Regions from separate parts of the Homo sapiens genome. Here region 1 is linked to region 2. Evidence: chromatin loops called from intact Hi-C (ENCODE). Cell type or tissue: sigmoid colon. All regions are shown on one strand.

Region 1 (2,500 bases), 60 kb after region 2:
TGGGGAGCCCAACCTGGTTTCTGGAGACTTAATTGCCTTAAGAAAGTACTGGTCCTAGGCCTATGTGGTGGCTCACGCCTGTAATCCCAGTATTTTGGGAGGCCAAGGCGGGCAGATCACCTGAGGTCAGGAGTTCAAGACCAGCCTGACAAACATGGTGAAACTCCATCTCTACTAAAAATACAAAAATTAGCTGGGTGTGATGGCGGATGCCTGTAGTCCCAGCTACTCGGGAGGCTGAGGCAGGAGAATTGCTTGAACCCTGGAGGCGGAGGTTGCAGTGAGCGGACATCGCGCCATTGCACTCCAGCCTGGGTGACAGTGAGACTCTGTCTCAAAAAAAAAAAAAAAAAAAAAAAAAAGAAAGAAAGAAAGTACCGGTCCTGTGGGCCAGGAAGCCCACAGAAAAGATCCTGGGAGGAGGATGTGAAGTACCAGAACCTGGACAGACACTTTGGCTGGAAGACTTGGCTGCTCTGTAGGGAGAAGTGCTTAATTGCACCTGCTTGTCCTGTTGGTTACCTGGTGCTTTCATACTGGTGCACGGGGCTTGTTTAGGAAACTGAATTCCAGGCTGTGCTAAGTGCCCCTCCCTTTCTTTCCATAGCCTCCTTTCTCAAAACTGGCCAGAGATGGAAATGATCTGTGTATGTTTCCATCACTATTCCGTGAATGCCTTTAGGGTACCACAGAACCCAGCACACAGTAGGTGCTCAATGAAAATCTCCTGAATGCTTGGTTTTTCCAAGGCTGGCTTTAGCAACAGTCATTGTCTACTTCTCAGGGCTGACTTGCTGAGTCAGGACCTCAGCCTCCTCATCTGTAAAGTGGTGGGGTTGGACCCAGTGACCCTGAGGGTCCATTTGAGCTCAAATGTCCTATGAGTCTATGATTTTTTGACTTCAGAGTCCAGAAATCTCTTGGATCATGTCCCCTAAGGAGATGCCAGGGTTCCTTTCCAGCTTGCAAACCTGTTTTTCAGCCACAGATGGGCCTCCAGGGCAGCAGGGAAGCCGGGAGCCAAGAGGCTGCCTTGTGCGAGTGAGCGATCTGTGCAAGGATGATTTGTGAGGGCAGAGCGGAGGGCAGCAGGGCTGGGGTTTCCCGGGGCTGCTGGCGCACTCCGACATCTGCTATTTTTCACTCCAGTGAGACTGATTTGCTCCAGATGGGCCCCTGCAGACTGTTTTTGGCTGTGCTGGGAAGTGTGGCGGCTGGCTGTGTTTCATCTCTGAGCCCTCTAAGAGACAGCAGAGCACGTGTTAACTGCTTCAGCTAAAAGGCCAGCAGATTCTACAAGAGGGCCCCAGTTCCAAATGATCCCTTCTGAGCAGATGGATTTTTATTTCCCTGAGGCATTACTCTCACTTCAAAGAAAGGTCTGCTCTGGATCTCATGGAGGAATACCTGGTTTGGTGGGCCTTAGTTAGGAAAAATCTTTCAACTGGAGGGAAGACTGTTTTATTGGGTTAAGTCAGATCTTTGGGTCAGTGTCTGTGGTTCTTCTCCAGCTAACAGAACTTTGACTTTACTGAAGGGGACCCTACCACCTTTCGTAGACTCAAGCTTTACTAGCAAGACCACTTTAGGAAGCTTCCTCTATAAGCCTTAGCTGACTGAGCCCTTCCCTTGGGGGCCAAATCTGGTGACTTTCTGAGTCTTTATTTCACAAAGCTGCTTGACAGAGGATAAAGACTTCCTTGGCCAGGAGTCAGGAAACTTGGTTTGGAAGCATGAACCTGTTGCTTCCTGGCTGAGTGATCTTGGATGGGTTATTTGACTCTCCAGCACCTCCATTTCATTTGTAACTTATGATGCTAGTATCTTTTCAAGGTCTGATGCTCATTGGGTCTATAATTTTCAGTTTTCTCAGAGATAAGCATTGCTGGGAGCAGTGGGGACCAGCCTTTCTAAACATAAAGAATCTAGGGACAATGTCACAGTTTTTGCAAGACCCAAGGACAACTCTTATTTGCATGGACCTTTGTCAGGGCAACCCATAGATACACTGAGCAGTGGTGAGGGTCCTGGATTCTGACCTTGAGGGGCTCAGCCAACAGAGGTGGGCCAATGCGGACCCCTGTAGCACCTTTGGCCTGGGTGGTAGGTGAAGACTTGACTTCCACTGTGGGTTTTTCCTCCACTAACTTTACCAGATAGCTTTTTTTCCTTCTTTCTTTTTTTCCCCTATCTCCTTCATCCTAGTCCATTTGTGCTGCTAATGGACAATACAAAAATACCATAGATGAAGTGGCTTAAACAAAAAGCCATTCATTTCTCACAGCTCTGGAGACTGGAAATTGCTGGCAGATTCGGTGTCTGGTGCAGGCCTGGTTTCTGGTTCACAGATGGCTGCCTTCTGTGCATGACAGGGAGCAGAGAGCTCCCTGGGGTTTCATTTTTAAGGGCACTAATCCCATTCATGAGGGTTCAACAAAGTTGAACACACATAGGCTCTTACTAAATATTTAGATTTACATAGGAGCAAACCATCATGACT
Region 2 (2,500 bases):
AGGAAAAAGTACCCCTGCTTCCTTACCCCTCTGCCAGGAAGCTCTGAGATATGTATACTCTACATTGTGTCCCAAAGGCCCTCAGGAAGATGGAACTCAATTGCTCACGCTGGTAACCTGCATGATGACTCACCCTTCGGTGGCTTCCTTCTCTTCCCTGTCTTGCTTCCCCACTCCCTACCAGAGCTTCCTAGAATCACATCTTAGTCAGTTCCTTCTACTAAAATGAGAATACCTTAGACTTAGTAATTTATAAACAGGAATTTATTGCTCACAGTTCTCGAGGCTGGGAAGTCCAAGATCCAGGCGGCAGCAGATTCTGTGTCTGGTGAGGGACTGTTCCTCATAGATGGCTCCTTTTTGCTGTGTCCTCCCATGGCAGAGAGGGAAAGACAGCTCCCTTCAACCTCTTTCATAAGAGCACGAGTTCCATTCGTGAGGGTGGAGCCCTCATGACCATGTTACCTCCTAATTACCTCTTAATACTGTCACATTGGGATTAAGCTCCAACATGTGAATTTTTGGGGGACACCAACATTTAGATCACAGCAGATCACCTCCCAGATAAGCTACTTGCTTTCTAATCTTTGTCTCAGGCATTTCTTCTGAGGGATTAAAACTAAGACAACTATGGCTTATGGCTTCCTTTCAATTCTGAGCACCCAAGATAAGCACCCTTTGCAGTTGAACTAAGGCTCTGCAGTCTTCTCCCTCTGTGTGACCTTGAGTCAGCAGTCCCACCAGCTCTTGGCAGCCAGTACCAGGGACTGTGTCTAGACATTCTCGATTCCACCCAAGGGTCTGGCATCCAGATACTCCTTGCATAAGAAAATGTCTTCTCATATAAGACAGGGCTGAAACTTCTGAGACAATATTGGGAACTTGTAAGTCTCATGGAAACATGTGCTTTTGGTATATCCCTGAGTTGGAATGAACACCATCTAGTAATTGTCTTAGTCCATTTTATGCTGCTATAACAGAATAGCACAGACTGGGTAATTTATAAATGAACAGAAATTTATTGGCTCATGGTTCTAGAGTCTGAGAAGTCCAAGATCAAGGGGCTGCATCTGGCAAGGGCCTTCTTGCTGTGTCATCACATGGTGGAAGGGCAAAGAGAGAGGAAATGAACAAGAGTGGGTGAACCCACTCCCACAACAGAGAACCCACTGCCATGATACCAGCATTAGTCCACCCATTAGGGTGGAGCCCTCATGACTCTTAAAAGGTCCTGCCTCTTTTTTTTTTTTTTGAGACAGACTCGCTCTGTCACCCAGGCTGGAGTGCAGTGGTGTGATCTCAGCTCACTGCAACCTCTGCCTCCCAGGTTCAAGTGATTCTCTTGCCTCAGCTTCCTGAGTAGCTGGGATTATAGGTGCCTGCCATCATGTCTGGCTAATTTTTGTATTTTTAGTAGAGACAGTTTCACCATGTTGGTCAGGCTGGTCTCGAACTCTTGACCTTAGGTGATCCACCTGCCTTAGCCTCCCAAAGTGCTGGGATTACAGGTGTGAGTCATCACATCTGGCTAAGGTCCCACCTTTTAATACTGTTACAATGGCAACTAAATTTCAACACAAGTTTTGGAGGGGACAAACGTTCAAACCAAAGCAAAAAAAAAATCCTTACTTGAGAAACTGACAGAATGACCAATTTACTATGGATCTTTTCTGCAATATCTTTCATTTCCTTCCTACTTTTCATTCATCTTCTTTTGGTTATTTCTCCATGGTCCACACATAGTGTCTCTAGTTTATTTTCCTGCTGGGGCACGTCTTATTCTGATACACAAGGGGAGTTCACTAGAAGATGGAGGTATTTTTCTTTGAATTACAACTGCAGCTGAGAGGCTGGCGGTGGCTTTCTTCCAAGGACTTTTATTTTCAGTACCATAAACTTCTCTACCACAGTGAAGAAGAGGCCATCAAAAGCCTGTTTATCTGCAGAGCTAAAAGCCTAGGAGCTATCCTTATTTATAGGAGCCTGTGAACGTTCATGATATTGGGTGAGGAATAAAATTGCAGCAAACCTGCTACTGCTTGAGTGTCAAGAAATCTGTGTTTTGCAGGCTGTTCCGAGACCAGCAGAGAGGCAGACAGACTGGGTTCAAATGCTGACTTTGCCCTGCACAGCTTGTGTGATCTGGATTAAGTGACCGTTCTGAGCCTCAGTTTCTTTATCTCTAAAACAGGAAAGATAACAACTCCATGAAAGGGTTGCTGTGAAGGTTAAGAGTGATGATGTATTTGAGGCACACAGCTCAGTGCTGGTGAGTGGGTGGGTGGGTGGGTGATAATGGGGGATTCTTCTTGCTTCTCTATGTGACTTGATTTAGAGGTCCTCAAGTTCTTTATTAAAAATTCTTTACAATCAGCTTTATTGAGGTATACACATGTATAATAAAGTGCACTTATTCTAAGTATACAATTTGATGAGATTTGACAAACATGCACATCCATGTAACTACTATTGCAATCAAGGTGTAGAACATTTCTTAACC

Evidence for each region. A loop is a pair of places that touch in the nucleus more often than their neighbours do. Peaks named below come from ENCODE experiments on the same cell type or tissue, not always from the same donor. Only the 100,000 strongest peaks of a DNase experiment are listed, where the experiment ranks them.
Region 1: a loop joins it to region 2, with 8 times the contacts of the local background. A loop is called at or near these places in 1 of 110 quality-filtered maps.

What each region holds. Positions count from the first base shown.
Region 1 is chr7:67,461,857-67,464,356 of GRCh38, forward strand. No RefSeq gene overlaps it. Among named protein-coding and RNA genes, the nearest start is that of LINC01372, 130 kb to the left of the region's middle. In sigmoid colon, no CTCF peak of the experiment used is centred here; a DNase peak (open chromatin) is centred at 1,135.
Region 2 is chr7:67,402,343-67,404,842 of GRCh38, forward strand. No RefSeq gene overlaps it. Among named protein-coding and RNA genes, the nearest start is that of LINC01372, 68 kb to the left of the region's middle. In sigmoid colon, no CTCF peak of the experiment used is centred here; no DNase peak of the experiment used is centred here.